Regions from separate parts of the Homo sapiens genome. Here region 2 is linked to region 1. Evidence: read pairs that join two places in POLR2A ChIA-PET (ENCODE). Cell type or tissue: B cell. All regions are shown on one strand. Each heading gives the region's core, and the rest is flanking DNA. Links, peaks and the distances in the headings are about the cores only.

Region 1 (8,335 bases), core at 127-8,126:
TCCCCATTCAGCAACAATGATGGTGTGGAAAAAACACATATATATATGCCACTCCCTAAACTTTGCTAGACAAAAGTACCAACTATTACTTTGCCACAAAAGAAATTTGTACTGTTCATTCTCTTCTTTGATAATTTTTAAATAATTTTTAATCTATAAAAGGGTCAGAGCCTCAAAATGTTGACCCCAAATTCTTCCAGTTCAGAATTTTAAAAGTAATTCAATACCATTTTTTATAAGACTTCACATTTAAAAGTGAAGCAGAAAGACTACAAGAACTACGTTGGCCTTAAATATGCTTGGGTGGGAAAGTGACCTGAGAATCTACTTTATTCAAAAAAGCAAAGAGGAGAATTAAAAGATTTAATCACCAAAACATTCATGATTTTATTCCTATTAAGACTTGTCAAAATATAATAAACCAAAACCTTGGCCAGATTACAAGGTCAGGAGTTCGAGACCAGTCTGGCCAAAATGGTGAAACCCCATCTCCACCAAAAAATACAAAAATTAGCCAGGCATGGTGGTGTGCGCCTGTAATCCCAGCTACTCAGGAGGCTGAGGCAGGAGAATTGCTTGAACCCTGGAGATGGAGATTGCAGTGAGCCGAGATTGTATGCCACTGCACTCCAGCCTGGCAACAGAGCAAGATTCTGTCATAAAATAAAATGAAATATAAAATACAAATAAACCAAAACCTTTATATGGGGAAGTAGATTCTCAACTTAAAAAGAAAAAAAAAAGGTATTAGAAATCTCATTCTAAAAACGTAACTTTTAGGCCAGGTGGAGTGGGTCACATCTGTAATCCCTGCACTTTGGGAGGTCAGGGCAGGAGGATCACTTGAGCCCAGGAGTTTGAGACCAGCCTGGGCAAACAAACGAAACACTTTCTCTACAAAAAAATGTAAAAATTAGCCAGGCACGATGGTGTGCACTTATAGTCCCAGCTCCTCTGGAGGCTGAGACAGGAAGATCCCTTAAGCCCAGGAGTTCAAGGTTGCAGTAAAATATGATGGCGCCACTGCACCCCATCCTGGGTAAGAGAGCGAGACCCTGTCTCAACAAACAAACAAAACCCCCTAAACTTTTCTGCTTCAAAATAATCCACAAGGGAGTAAAAGAATGAGAGGGAACAAAGTGCTGATGAATAAAGATTAACCACAAATTGATCACTGTGACTGTGGAGAAATAAGTAATGGAAATTTGTGTTATTATTCTCTCTACTTTTGTCTATGCTTGAAATTTTCCATGATAACAAGTTTTTTGGGATTTTTTTTGTTTTTTAATTACAAAACAACCTGTTCACCCTATGTTTCTTCAATACTCACTTTACAGTACAAGTGAATCGAGTGGAAAGCTTCATAATGGCAGTGAGGGCATAACCTCGTGTCACAGAGGTGGACATATTAGAGATTAGGACACTTTCTAAAATATCCAACACTTCATCCTCTGTTACCTGAGGAGGAGGAGGAAAAAGAAGACGATGAAGAATGAGTAGCATGATTAAGCATCTAAATCTGATATCAAGTCAGGGGAAGCAGCCAGAAAGACAATCCTACCGTTACAAAAGCCTCTAACTCAACCTGTGCTTTGCCAGGGTAACTGTCCAAGCTGTTCTATCAACCAGAGTAGTTGGGGGTAAAAAAAAGTGCTCTGGTTCTATCAACCAGAGCAGGTGGGGGTAAAAAGAGTGAAAAATGACCACTGGGGCTGAGAGGCAATATTAGAGCTTCAAGTGGCAGAAACAGAAGAAGAAAAGAAAAACATACAGAGTTCAAGTGTTGTTGCCACAATTTTCCCTTTTAAAGCCAGTCCTTTAATGTGCAAATAAGAACATGGATACATGTCTCATTTCTTCTTGTTTACCAGCCAGAGGGTAAGAGAAACAGTAATTCAGTCCACTAGGACAGAGACTTGGGCCTAAAGTGGTTTTAAAATCTCACAATGGGGCCAGGCAAAGTGGCTCACACCTGTTTTGTTTTTTTTTTGTTTTTTTTGTTTTGAGACGGAGTCTGGCTCTGTCACCCAGGCTGGAATGCAGTGGCGCAATCTTGGCTCACTGCAAGCTCCACCTCCCGGGTTCACGCCATTCTCCTGCCTCAGCCTCCCGAGTAGCTGGGACTACAGGTGCCTGCCACCACGCCCGGCCAATTTTTTCTACTTTTTAGTAGAGATAGGGTTTCACTGTGTTAGCCAGGATGGTCTGGCTAACCACCCTGCAGGTGACCTCATGATCCACCCGCCTTGGCCTCCCAAAGTGCTGGGATTACAGGCATGAGCCACCACACTCAGCAATGCCTGTTAATCCCAACACTTTGAGAGGCCAAGGCAGGCAGATTGCTTGAGTCCAGAAGTTCAAGACCAGCCTGGGCAACACGGTGAAACCCTGTCTCTACAAAAAAAAAGTAGAATAAACTAGCCAGGGTGGTGCCTGCCTATAGTCCCAGCTACTCAGGAGGCTGAGGTGGGAAGATCGCTTGAAACCCAGGAGATCAAGGCTGCAGTGAATTGTGATCCCACCATGGCACTCCAGCTTGGGTGACAGAGTGAGACTCTATTAAAAAAAAAAAAACAAAAAACCTCACAATGGCTCAATAAGTTCCATCTCAAAAAATGGCAGGTTTTCCAATATAATTCGCGTTTGCTTCTTTAAAAAGTTGGGTATTTTTTAAATTTTTTTGAGACAGGGTCTCACTCCTGAGTAGCTGGGACTAGACACCATCATACCTGTCTAATATTTGTGTCTTTTGTAGAGACAGAGTTTCACCATGTTGCCCAGGCTGGTCTCAAACTCCTGGGCTCAAGCGATGCTCCCATCTCAGCCTCCCAAAGCGCTGGGATTATAGGCATGAGCCACCACGCCTGGCCTAAAAAGTTTTCAAGGAATCAACCTCAACTCCCCATTAAACACTACTCTCCTATAACCAAAACCACTATTTTCCCCCACTTAACCAAGAGTGACAAGGAGTACCTGAATAGGCTCTTCCTCTTCACACTGGCCAGATACAAGAAGATCACCATATTCACCTATACACCATGCAGCCACTTGTACCAAAGGTTGCTGTGAAAAGAAAAGTCAACGTTTCTCAAGAACTTCAATTTTTCCAAAGTTATTTAATGCAAATCATAGGTCATCTCATAATAAAGATCAAAACTGTGCATATCTAGAGTGTTAGAAATAAAGACATACCAAAGGGGAGAGAGGAGGGGGGAAAAAAAAGAAGAAAAACATACCAGAAAAATTGAGGGTAAAATTACCCCCTAAAATAGTTGAATGAAGTACTTACTTGAGAATAATCACCAAGAATTGCTTTGTACAGGCGCTGGACAGTATAGGCATGCATCTCCACACTATTAGTTATTAACTGGATTAAATTGGGGACTGCATCATCACGAACATAACTTCCTGCCTAAAAGGAAATGCAGACAATTACCCCTAGAAACACACAGAAATGATGATAACAAGTGTTAGCTATTATTATTACTGTGTGTTTTTTCCTTTCTTTTTTTGAGACAGAGTCTCGCTCTGTCACCCAGGCTGGAGTGCGATAGCGCGATCTTGGCTCACTGCAACCTCCACCTCCCAGGTTCAAGCGATTCTCATGCCTCAGCCTCCCAAGTAGCTGGGACTACAGGTACATGCCACCACACCTGGCTAATTTTTTCTATTTTTAGTAGAGATGGGGTTTCACCATGTTGGTCAGGGTGGTCTCGAACTCCTGACCTCAGATGATCCACCTGCCTCGGCCTCTCAAAGTGCTGGGATTACAGGCGTGTGCCACTGCGCCCAGCCATTACTATTGTTTTTAAAAGAAGAATACCAGAAAACACCCTCAAAGATAAATTTGGTTCCAATTCTCAGGTTCATAACAGCTCAAACTTCAAAGTCTTATTTAAATATGTTACATTTTTAAATTTTATTTTATTTTTAAAAATTTTCTCTTTGTCCAAAGGCCGGGTGTGGTGGCTCACGCCTGTAATCCCAGCACTTTGGGAGGCCAAGGCGGGTGGATCACAAGGTCAGGAGATCGAGACCATCCTGGCTAACACGATGAAACCCCGTCTCTACTAAAAATACAAAAAATTAGCCGGGCATGTGGTGGGTGCTTGTAGTCCCAGCTACTCAGGAGGCTGAGACAGCAGAATGGCGTGAACCCAGGAGGCCGAGCTTGCAGTGAGCCGAGTTTGCGCCACTGCACTCCAGCCTGAGCAACAGACTGAGACTCCGTCTCAAAAAAAAAAAAAAAAAAATTTCTCTTTGTCCAAATTAAAAAAGGAAGGCTGGACACAGTGGCTCACACCTGTAATCGCAGCACTTTGGATGGCTGAAGCAAGATGACTGCTTGAGGCCAGGAGTTTGACACAAGCCTGGGCCACACAGCAAGACTCCATCACTACCAACAATAATAATAATAATAATAATAATGTAAAGGTTTAAAACTTTATCACCCAACCTTGGTCAATCTCCCATTCCTAAATAGAACAATAGATTTAATTTGTAAGACTGAGACCAGTCCTAACCATGTGTATTTTGGAAAGGAAAAAAAAGAAAAAAAAAAAAAAACAGCCAGGTGATCAGGGTTTTATCAGGTCACTCCTGTTAAGAAACACAAAGACAGAGGAAGAATTCTGGGAAAATGATCAGAAGGAAAGGTGAGAAGCTAAAAAGCAGGTAATTTGCAGTATAGTTTATTTACATCCTTCCGTAAAGCAGAGTGCATTAAATACAAGAAAGCATCAGGGTGATCTAATGGGTTTGTATAATAAGACTACTTCATTCAACAGCAGCAGAATACACATTTTTCTTAAACTTACACTGAACCAAGAAAGACCATATTCTGGGTCATAAAAAATATCTTAACAAATTTCAAATAACATAAATCATAGACAGTATGCTCTTAGACCACACAGAATTAAACTAGAAATCTGCAACACAAAGACAGGTGCAAAAAAATCCCAAAATATTTGGAGATTAAAAGAACATACTTCTAAATAACACATGGGTCAAAAACAACATTATAAGAGAAAACTATAAGCCAATCTCTCTCATGAATACACATATAAAAATACTCAACAAGATATTAGCAAATCAAACCCAACAAAGTTATAAAAAGAATAATATACCCTGACCACGTATTCCAGGTATGTAAGGCTGGTTAGGCATTCAAATATCAATGTAACCCAGCATGTAACAGGCTAAAGAAAACAAATCACATGATCATAAGAGAACACAAGTCAGTTAGAAAAATAAAATCAGGGGCACAAAAAAAAAGCTTTTGAATTCTCATAAACACTTTCCTTCAGGAGTGTTAATTTCTCCCTTCTTTTGAGCCTCATGAAAACTAGGAAAACATGTCCTGTTCATCATTATGTTAATTACATTTTGTTAGATTATAATTTTTCCCCTTGCTAATCAAATTTATTAACTTTTAACCTTTTACCAAGTTAATTCATTGTAAGTAAACTAAAAAACGAGTATGCCCCAGAGAGAATTCCACAGCAACAAATACATATACATATAAGTCATAATTTCATAAGTCAACAAATACATATAAGTCATAATTTCAATGATATAATTTTCTCCCTACAGATGTTTCATAATTTACTTAATCCCCATTTGGGGACTACTAGTTGTTTCCGGTTTTCTCCTACTATAAACAATATTAGGATGAATACTTTTACATACACATTTTTGTGTACTTGTCCTATTATTTTTTCAGGCTAAAGTCCTAAAAATTGAATTAATGAATCAAAGGGTACAATTTAAGGCTTTTCCTACATGCTACCAAACTGCATAGTAAAAAGATGGCATCATCCTATACTCCCATAAAGTGAAGAGTACTGCCTGTTTCTCTATTTTCTAACACTGGGAATTAGATTAAAAAATACGAAATGTGAAAAATGATACCTCAATTTTACTTTATTTCTTTAATAAGAAAATTTTTTCAAATGTTAATTAGCCATTTCTTTCTTCATGAATTGCTGGTTCAAATACCAATTTTTCCATTAGAGTGGTATTTCCTATCAATTATAAATTATTCATAGATTGAATATATTAATATGCTGTCATAAGTTAATGTTTTCCCCAGTTGTTAATTTGCCTTTTAAATCGTAGACTGTTCCCCTTTTTGTTATTCAATTTTTAAATTTTAATATGGTTAAATTTGTGGCTTTTCCTTTACAGTAGCTACTTCTAGTGACTTAATTAATGGAAATGGTTTTCTTTACATGTCACTGCACTTTCATTTTTACTCTTAAATACCTAATCCTTGCCTACTAATTGAATAATAAACACAGAAACCCTGAATTTCTGCAAGAATGCCAAAGAAAGGATCCCATCCAAAACAGGATTTCAAATCCTGAGTAACTTTAGCCATTCAAAACCCTGCAATGGCTTCCTAACATATTCAAAATAAAATGCAAGCTCCCATGAGGCCTACATAGTCTGGCTCCGCTTATGTCTCTGACATCCATCCTACCATTCTCTGCCTCTCTCACTTTATGGCTTCACTTGCCTTCCTGTTGCTCTCCAAGCAAGCTATGCTTGTTCCTACCTCAGGTCTTTGCACTTAGGGTTCCCTCCGTATGGTACACTATTCCTCACGATCTCTGCATGGCTTGCACCTCATGTCTCTTAGGTCTCTACTCAAATGTTATCTCCTCTGAGAGACCTCCCTGACTAACTCTAATCTAAAACACTTGGCCAGTTGCCCTATATCCCACCTTATCCTGCCATCATTATATTCCTCCATGCTGCTTTAGGTTTTTCTTCATGGCATTTATTCCTAACTGACATTAATGTTACCTATTTACTTGTGAATTTCTTACCTCCCTGACTAGAACATAAACTTCATGATAACATCAGTATATCCCAGCACTTCGTATATGCTGTCTGAAAGAAGCTACTTACCGTTGTCAAAACACGCATAATTGTGTCTATATGCCATCGTTTGGAAGGTGCATACCTGAAAAAAACAATGGAAAGGGACACTTGGAACCAGTAAAATATACCGTTTTCAGTGACTAGAAAATCCTGCCCAAGCAGGGTGACTCACACCTGTCATCCCAACATCTTGGGAGGCCGAGGTGGGAGATCACCTGAGCTCAGGAGTTCGAGACCAGCCTGGGCAACACGGTGAAACTCCATCTCACCAAAAAATACAAAAATTAGCTGGGTGTGGTGGTGGGTGCCTGTAGTTCAGCTACTCTGGGAGGTTGAGGTAGGAGGATTGCCTGAGCCTAGGAGGTTGAGGCTACAGTGAGAAAGAAGAGAGAGAAAAGAAAGAGAAGAAACAGAAGAAAGAAAAGAAAGGGAAGAAAGAGAAGAGAAGAAAGAAAAGAAAGAAGGAAAGAAGATGGAAGGAAAGAAGGAAGGAAGGAAGGAAGGAACAAAAAAGAGAGAGAAAGAAAAGAAAGAAAAAGAAAGAAAGAAAGAAAGGAAGGAAAGGAAAAGAAAGGAAAAGAAAAGAGAAGAAAATCCTGTCCTACAGTCTTTTCTAGGTTCCCTGGATAAGTGAACATATCTGGAAACATTTCAACTTCAAATCTAGCAGCAAATGCCATTTCAAAGAGTGATAAAAAGGTATACAGTCAACTGACTTCAGTGGCTCATGCCTATAATCCCAGTACTTTGGGACGCCAAGGAGGAAGGAGTGCTTGAGGCCAGGAGTTCCACACAAACCTGGGTAACATAGCAAGACCCCATCTCTACAAAATAAAAATTAAAAAATTAGTGGCACATGATGATTTGCAGCTACAGTCCCAGCTACTCAGGAGGCTGAGGCAGAAGGATGGCTTAAGCCCAGAAGTCCAGGCTGCAGTAAGCTATGACTGGGCCACTGCCCTCCAGCCTGGGTGACAGAGCAAGACTCCGTTTCTAAAATTAAAGAAAAAAAAAAAAGAGGGTACATAGTCAAACTCAGATGTTTCCCATAAGATTGCAATAAGAGTTGCTAAGCTGAGAAATGAGATTTGTTTTCAGTTTCAGAGAAAATGAATCATTCAGTCAGGGCAGGAGACGATAAAGAAGAAAGAAGAAAAGGGACTGTTTTCAGACCAAGACAACATTTGGACTAAAAACTTGTTTCCTTAAATTCAGAGTGGAAAGAAGAGAAAGAATAGCTGTACTACTAAAATCATAAGGTACTTCCTCAAAATTCTGCATAGAGCTGCAATTCAGGTGCTGTAACTGTTCTATTGCCTTTATTAAAACAGCATCACAGGCCAGGTGTGGTGGCTGATGCCTGTAATCCTAGCACTTTGGGAGGCTGAGGCAGGCGAATCGCTTGAGTCCAGGAGTTCGAGACCAGCCTGGACAACATAGCGAAACCCCA
Region 2 (8,335 bases), core at 253-8,252, 66 kb after region 1:
CCCCTCCCCGCCCCTCTTTCTTTCTTTCTTTCTTTCACGGAGTTTCACTCTTGTTGCCCAGGCTGGAGTGCAATGGCACAATCTCGGCTCACTGCAGCCTCCACCTCCCGGGTTCAAGCAATTCTCCTGCCTCAGCCTCCTGAGTAGCTGGGATTACAGGCATGCGCCACCACGCCCAGCTAATTTTGTATATTTTAGTAGAGACAGGGTTTCTCCATGTTGGCCAGGCTGGTCTCGAACTCCTGGCTTCAGGTGATCCACCTGCCTCGGCCTCCCAAAGGGCTGAGATTACAGGCATGAGCCACCATGCCCGGCCTCCTCATCTTTTAAATAAATGAATAAAATAAATAAATAAAAGCAATTGCCCCAATATGTAGCATAGTCACATTATCTTGGAATCTTTGGTTTCCATGGCTAGTGATTTAAGTTTAGAAAGGCTTACTCCCCATCTTCTCAAACATAATCCCTAATTCCAGATAAATAAATTACAGCACATCTATAAAAGGTAATACTATGCTACCAATAAAATGAAAACCTTATTATTATAGTATGGCAGACTTTAAAAGGAAATATTATAAAACAATGTTATAAAATGAGCTTGCAAAGTGTATATTGAGCCACCTCAGGCTCCTGAGTAGCTGGGACTACAGGTGCATACCACCATGCCCGCCTAATTTTTTTAAAAATTTTTTGTAGAGACACGGTTTTGCCATGTTACCCAAGCTGGTCTGGAACTCATGGGCTCATGCGATCCTCCCACTTTGCCCTCCCAAAGTGCTGGAATTACAGGCGTGAGGCACTGCCATTGGCCAAAGATTATTATTTTTATGGGTTTGTTTACTACTGATAACTTACATGCATAGAAAAAAATTGAAGGACAAAACTAAAATTTAAAAATGGCTTTTTTGGGCCGGGCGCAGTGGCTCACACCTGTAATCCCAGCACTTTGGGAGGCCAAGGCAGGCAGATCATGAGGTCAGGAGATCAAGACCATCCTGGCTAACATGGTGCAACCCCGTCTCTACTAAAAATACAAAAAATTAGCCGGGTGTGGTGGTGGGCGCCTGTAGTCCCAGCTACTCGGGAGGCTGAGGCACGAGAATGGTGTGAACCCAGGAGGCGGAGCTTGCAGTGAGCAGAGATTGCACCACTGCACTCCAGCCTGGGGGACAGAGCGAGACTCCGTCTTAAACAAAACAAACAACAACAAAAAAATGGCTTTTTTGGATGATGGGATTACAGATAATTTTTACTTTATTATATTATATTATATTTTGTTTTTGCAACGAGCACACCATTCTTTTAGTTAAAAAGAAAATTCTTATAAGAAAATGCAGTTTTATGGATTTTTGTTTTTATTTTATTTATTTATTATTTTGAGACAGAGTCTTGCTCTGTTGCCCAGGCTGGAGTACAGTGGCGTGATCTCAGCTCACTGCAACCTCTGCCTGCCAGGTTCAAGAGATTGTCATGCCTCAGCCTCTCGAGTAGCTGGGATTACAGGTGCCTGCCACCACACTCAGCTAATTTGTGTATTTTTAGTAGAGATGGGGTTTCACCATGTTGGCCAGGCTGGTCTGGAACTCCTGACCTCAGGTGATCTGCCCACCTTCACCTCCTAAAGTGCTGGTATTACCGTGCCTGGCCAATTTTTGTTTTTAAAACAACAATATCCTGAAAGTGTTAAACAAACTTAGTAAGAGATAATAACTAGGAAAAAAATTTTGGTTTTTTTTTTTTTGAGACAAGGTGTTGCTCTGTTGCCCAGGCTGGGGTGCAGTGGCACAATCACAGCTCACTGCAGCCTCGACTTCCCGAGCTCAAGTGATCCTCCCACCTCAGCCGGGACTACAGGTGCATACCACCATACCCAGCTAATTTTTTTTTTTTTTTTGTAGAGACGGGGTTTTGCTATGTTAGCCAAGCTGGTCTGGAATTCTTGGGCTCAAGTGATCCTCCCACCTCACCCTCCCCAAGTGCTGGAATTACAGGCATGAGCCACTGTGCTTGGCCAAAGATTATTATTTTTATGGTTTTGTTTACTACCGAGGACTGCTTCAATTTAACAATGAATAGGCCGGGCACGGTGGCTCACACCTGTAATCCCAACATGATTACTTTGGGAGGCTGAGGCAGGCAGATCACCTGAGGTCAGGAGTTCAAAACCAGCCTTCCCAACATGGCAAAACCCCATCTCTACTAAAAATACAAAAATTAGCCAGGCATGGTGGCGTACACCTGTAATCCCAGCTACTCGGGAGGCTGAGGCAGGAAAATCACTTGAAAATCACAGAAGTCGCAGTTAGCCAAGATCGCGCCACTGCACTCCAGCCTGGGCGATAGAGCAAGACTCCATCTCGAAAATAAATAAGTAAATAATAATAATAACAACAATTTAACAAAGAACAACAACAAAAAATAAAACTGAAGAAACATTGGCTAGCAGACAGACCACTTAGATGCCAGTCTTGGCTAGGTTTAATTCATTTTTTGCCCAGAGCAAGGTGTTAAACATCTCTGAGCCTGTTTACTCAGCTTTCCAATATTTATTTGTCTTGCCTGTTCCAAAATGGATTTAGAGTGGCTTGTTATGCAAAAGGGATCAGCTACATGAAAGCACTTTGAAAAGCCTGAAGCATCATAAGAATGTAAATACTGAAATTTTTGTGCCGCCTCATCATTCAACTAAAGCATTTACTGACTGCCCTTTATAAGTAACAGTAGTACAGTGTGTCTTACATTTACAAAAGTATTTTCAGGCTGGGCGCAGTGGCTCATGCCTGTAATCCCAGCACTTTGGGAGGCCAAGGTGGGTGGATCACTTGAGGTCAGGAGTTCGAGACCAGCCTGGCCAACATGGTGAAACCTTGTCTCTACTAAAAACACAAAAATTAGCCGGGCATGGTGGCACGCACCAGTAATCCCAGCTACTCAGGAGGCTGAGGCAGGAGAATTGCTTGAACCCATGAGACAGAGGTTGCAGTGAGCCAAGATCGCGCCACTGCATTCCATCCTAGGTGACAAAGTGAGATGCTGTCTCAAAAAAAAAAAAATTAATTAGTTGGACATCATGGCATGTGCCTGTAGTCCCAGCTACTCAGAAGGCTAAGGCAGGATTTTTTGACACCAGAAAGGTAAGGCTGCAGTGAGCAATGATTGCACCACTGCACTCCAGTCTGAGTGGCAGAATAGGACTCTGTCTCAAAAAATATATTAAAAAAAGAAAGAGTGAGAGAGAGAGAGAAACAAAAGGAGGAGGGGAGGGGAGGAGAGGCTCAGAGAGATTAAATGATCGGTCACACTTTCATACAGTAGAGGCCAGACTCAAATGTAGTCCTTCCATCTCTGGATTTGTCTTCTAGCCCATATAGTAATCATTCAAACAGGCTACCTGATTATTTCCCCTATGCCACACTGTCCTGGGTGCACCAGAATCTGTAATAGACATAACAAAAGAGACTGCCCCTATCCTTCAGATAATTACAATCTCATTGAGGAAAACGAGATTTTTTAAAAATCCAAAAATATAAAATAAGCCAGTGATATCATTCAGCAGATAAGTCCTAGTTCAGAAAGAGAAGAAAACGGAGAGGTCGCTGAAGTTCTAGTTCAGAAGGAGCAGAAGAAGGAGAGGTTGCTGGGAGCTAGAGCAGTGAAAGATGGCTTTTGGAATACATAGTATCTGGTGGAATCTGGGGTACTAGAGGGGAACTGTCTTGTTTGGGCTTAGGATGCAGTGAGTTTCTTTCTTTCTTTTTTTTTTTTTTTTTTTTTGGAGACAAAAAAAAAAGGGTCTCGCTATGTTGCCCAGGCTGGAGTGCAGTGACACAATCTCGGCTGACTGCAACCTCCACCTCCTGGATTCAAGTGATTCTCCTGCCTCAGCCTCCTGAGTAGCTAGGACTACAGGGGTATGCCACTGCACCCAGCTAATTTTTGTATTTTTAGTAGAGATGGGGTTTCATCATGTTGGCCAGGCTGGTCTCGAACTCCTGACCTCGTGATCCTCCCACCTCAGCCTCCCAAAGTGCTAGGATTACAGACTTGAGCCACCTCATCCGGCACAGTGAGTTTCTTAAATGATTCGGTCAGTATCAGCAGCTGAAGCCCATGTGACCTTTAGAGCAGATGGGGAAAGCTCTCTCTGAAGAAATGCAGTTAGCATCTTTCACAAAGAACCCTTCCTGCCTCTCCACGTGCCAGAGATCTCAGCCGAGAAAGGAGAGTGAAGAGGGGCACAGCCGTGTAAGAAATACAATGACGTGAGTCAAAGAGGCGGCTCCACTGGCCTGTTTTGTTATCCTTTGAGTCACACGAATCTATAAATAAGACTGAAAGACAGAGAGAAATTAGTCTGTCTGCTGTTTCTGTAATGTTTTCACAAAAAGCATTTTCACAATTCTTTTAAAGCACAGTCCCTAATCACGATGTATGCTGGCCTGAGACAAGAGTTTAGGAATTCATCTTTAACTTATGACAAAAGCCAGAAAGGATGTAAAAATTAAAATTCCAACAGCCAACTCCATACACTCTTTGACCTCTTACCAAGAGCATTAGGAATTCTGCTATATGTAGAAGAGTAAAGACCAAAGCCCGGAGGACATTAGCTTCTGCCAACCTTCTTCTTTGTTTCAGAATTTTTTTTTTTTAAAGAGGCAGCCCTAGGCCGGGCGCGGTGGCTCGTGTCTGTAATCCAGCACTTTGGGAAGCCAAGGCAGGTGGATCACCTGAGGTCAGGAGTTCAAGACCAGCCTGGCCCACATGGCGAAACCCTGTCTCTTCTAAAAATACAAAAATTAGCCAGGCGTGGTTGCAGGCACCGGTAATCCCAGCTACTTGGGAGGCTGAGCCAGGATAATCACCTGAAACCGGGAGGTGGAGGTTGCAGTGAGCCGAGACTGTACCACTGCACTCCAGCCTGGGCAATAGAGTGAGACTCCATCTCAAAAAAAAAAAAAAAAAAAAAAAGAGGCAGCCCAAAGTGCCACCTGAGATGCTTTATGTTACAATATTTTCTTTTTCTTAGAGTAGTTTTTCTTGACTTGTAAATTATTCTGTATTATTTTGGCACTTTTGGAGGGAAAAACTTTACCAGGTATGAGACTGCAATCAACTTAAATTCCAAATTGAGGAAATGGTGCCATTCTCCTGTTAGGAATGACAAAATTAAGGTCACTAGAAGAGAATGCACCATCTAGAAACAAAGCAGGATTTCTGACCCATTGTTTTCTACTCAAGTAATTTTATTTCCTTAATATGGACACCATTAAGCCAGGAGCAGTGGCTCATACATGTAGTACCAGCTACTCAGGAGGATGAGGCAGGAAAAACCCTTGAGCCCAGGAGTTTGAGACCAGCTAGGACAGCATAGTGAAACCTCATCTCGAAAATATGTATAAATGTGGGCACCGTCATTTGTCTAGAAAAATCTATAGTAAATTGTTTTGTTTTCCTTTCATTGCAAAGTCTCATACTTGTTCTTCCAAAATCAGTTCTATGAGTTGCTTTAAAATTAGCCTGGGACGTCCAAGAAGTGTTAAGACATCTGCAGTAACTGGGGCAGCCAGTCCCTGGAGGCCAACTCAGGGAACAACAAACTCCTTCGCCAAGCCGTCCACACATGCCAGCTGATGGTCTAGGACCCAAGTATGTGCCAAGAGTGAGGTGTCTTACTTCTAAGGAGAGGCAAGCAGTTTGCTATGCAAGCGGGTCGCTGGCCCTGGACCTAAAGATCTTCTCTCTAACTCCATATTCTTTAAATAAACTTGTCTTTTATGAGGAGTGGAAAATCTTAGAATGAAGCATTCAAAATGAAACTGATTTTTTTTTTTTTTTTTTTTTTTTTTTGAGATGGAGTCTCGCTCTGGCACACAGGCTGGAGTGCAGTGTTGCAATCTCGGCTCACTGCAACCTCTGCCTCCCGGGTTCAAGCTATTCTCCTGTCTCAGCCTCCTGAGTAGCTGGGATTACAGGCGCGTGCCACCACGCCTGGCTAATTTTTTTGTATTTTTAGTAGAGACAGGGTTTCACCATGTTGGTCAGGCTGGTCTCCAACTCCTGTCCTCCTGATCCGCCCGCCATGGCCTCCCAAAATGCTGGGATTACAGGCGTGAGCCACCGCGCCCGGCCCCAAACCGGGTTTTTAAAGAGTCATTGGTTTATAGGTATCACCTTCTCATATGCAAAAGGAGGAATGTAAACTCCCCCGGATATGTAAAAGAGAATTCTGAACCAAAAATTTTGCATAACCAATAATTACATCTAAAAATTAATTTGGCTTTTGGGTATGAGCCTAAAACGAAACTTAAAAATAAAGTATATTGAAAAGAAAAATGGGGCCGGGCGCGGTGGCTCATACCCCTAATCCCAGCACTTTGGGAGGCCAAGGCGGGTGGATCACAAGGTCAGGAGATCAACACCATCCTGGCTAACACGGTGAAACCCCGTCTCCACTAAAAATGCAAAAAAAAAATTAGCCGGGCGTGGTGGCGGGTGCCTGTAGTCCCAGCTACTCGGGAGGCTGAGGCAGGAGAATGGTGTGAACCCGGGAGGCGGAACTTGCAGTGAGCGGAGATCGCGCACCATTGCACTCCAGCCTGGGGTACAGAGGGAGACTCCGTCTCAAAAAAAAAAAGAAAAAGAAAAAGGAAAAATGGGCCAGGTGTGGTGGCTCATGCCAATAATCCTAACACTTCGGGAGGCTGAGGTGGGAGGATTGCTTGAGTCCAGGAGTTCAAGACCAGCCTGGGCAACATGGCGAAACCCTGTCTCTACAAAAAATACTAAAGAAGCCAGGCGTGGTGGCTTATGCCTGTAATCCCAGCACTTTGGGAGGCTGAGGTGGGCAGATCACCTGAGGTCAGGAGTTCGAGACCAGCCTGGCCAACATGGTGAAACCCTGTCTCTACTAAAAATACAAAAATTAGCCAGGCGTGGTGGTGCATGCCTGTAATCCCAGTTACTCGGGAGGCTGAGGCAGGAGAATCGGTTGAACTCGGGAGGCAGAGGCTGCAGTGAGCAGAGATCGTGCCATTACACTCCAGCCTGGGCAACAAGAGTGAAACTCCGTCTCAAAAAAAAAAAAAAAAAAGTCCAGATGCAGTGGCTCACGCCTGTAATCCATCACTTTGGGAGGCTGAGGAGGGCAGATCACGAGGTCAGAAGATTGAGACCATCCTGGCTAACACGGTGAAACCCCGTCTCTACTAAAAATACAAAAAATTAGCCAGGCGTGTTGGCATGCACCTGTAGTCCCAGCTACTTGGGAGGCTGAGGCAGGAGAATCTCCTGAATCTGGGAGTCAGAAGTTGCAGTGAGCCGAGATAGTGCCACTGCACTCCAGCCTGGGCGACAGAGCGAGATTCCATCTCGAAAGGAAGAAAGAAAGACAGAGAGAGAGAGAGAGAGAGAGAGAGAGAGAGAGAGAGAGGAAGGAAGGAAAGAAGGAAGGAAGGGAGGGAGGGAGGAAATTAACCAGGTGTGTTGATGCCTGCCTGTAGTCCCAGCTACTCAGGAGGCTGAGATGGGAGGATCACCTGAGCTGGGGGAGGTAAAGACTGCAGTGAGCAGTGATCAAGCCACTGTACTCCAGCCTGGGCGACAGAGTAAGACCCTGTCTCAAAAAATAAAAAATAAAAACAAACAAAAGCTAGTTACGCAAGAAACCAAAAAATAATAATATTTTGGCCTTCTTTTCTAGCCTCTCCAGTCTCACAGAATCACTAACATTTAGTCCACTAGAAGATAAGAAATAATGGAAACTAATATTTGTTGCGCACATACTAAGTGCTAAAGAAATTTATATATATTATTTATTTTTTCTTTTCTTTTTTTCTTGAAAGGGAGTTTCACTTCATTGCCCAGACGGGAATGCAATGTCATAATCATGGCTCACTGCAGCTTCAACCTCCTGGGATCAAGCCATCCTCCCACGTTAGCCTCCGAAGTAGCTAGGAATACAGGCGTGCACCACCATGCCCAGCTATTTTTGTTTTTTAATTCTTTTATAGAGATGGGGTCTCACCATGTTGCCCAGGCTGGTCATGAACTCCTGGACTCAAGCAATTATCTCTCCTTGACCTCCCAAAGTGCTGGGATTATAGGCGTGAGAAACAGTACTTGGACAAAATAAATAGTCTTATAACAACTCAAATATCTTCAATGAGGCCAGGTGTGGTGGCTCACACCTGTAATCCCAGCAATTTGAGAAGCCAATGTGGGAGGGTCACTTGAAGCCAAGAGTTCAGACCAGCCTGGCCAACATGGCGAAACCACGTTTCTACTAAAAATACAAAAAATACCCGGGGGTTGTGGCACACAACTGTAATCCCAGCTA

Evidence for each region. Peaks named below come from ENCODE experiments on the same cell type or tissue, not always from the same donor. Only the 100,000 strongest peaks of a DNase experiment are listed, where the experiment ranks them.
Region 2: POLR2A ChIA-PET joins it to region 1 with 10 read pairs; 7 of 35 experiments call an interaction of 5 or more read pairs at or near these places.

Annotation. Positions count from the first base shown.
Region 1 is chr16:71,746,921-71,755,255 of GRCh38, forward strand. AP1G1 (adaptor related protein complex 1 subunit gamma 1) reads right to left here. Exons shown (of 23, transcript NM_001128.6): 13 at 6,913-6,967; 14 at 3,290-3,412; 15 at 2,974-3,063; 16 at 1,331-1,458. Among named protein-coding and RNA genes, the nearest start is that of SNORD71, 7.4 kb to the right of the region's middle. In B cell, for the core only: no CTCF peak of the experiment used is centred there; no DNase peak of the experiment used is centred there; H3K27ac peaks cover 1,024 bases.
Region 2 is chr16:71,812,570-71,820,904 of GRCh38, forward strand. It overlaps LOC124903714 (a long non-coding RNA gene), which reads left to right. Exons shown (of 2, transcript XR_007065110.1): 2 at 5,493-5,789. Among named protein-coding and RNA genes, the nearest start is that of AP1G1, 7.9 kb to the left of the region's middle. RefSeq lists an enhancer at 5,729-5,778. In B cell, for the core only: no CTCF peak of the experiment used is centred there; DNase peaks (open chromatin) are centred at 4,222, 5,652 and 6,197; H3K4me3 peaks cover 1,407 bases; H3K27ac peaks cover 461 bases.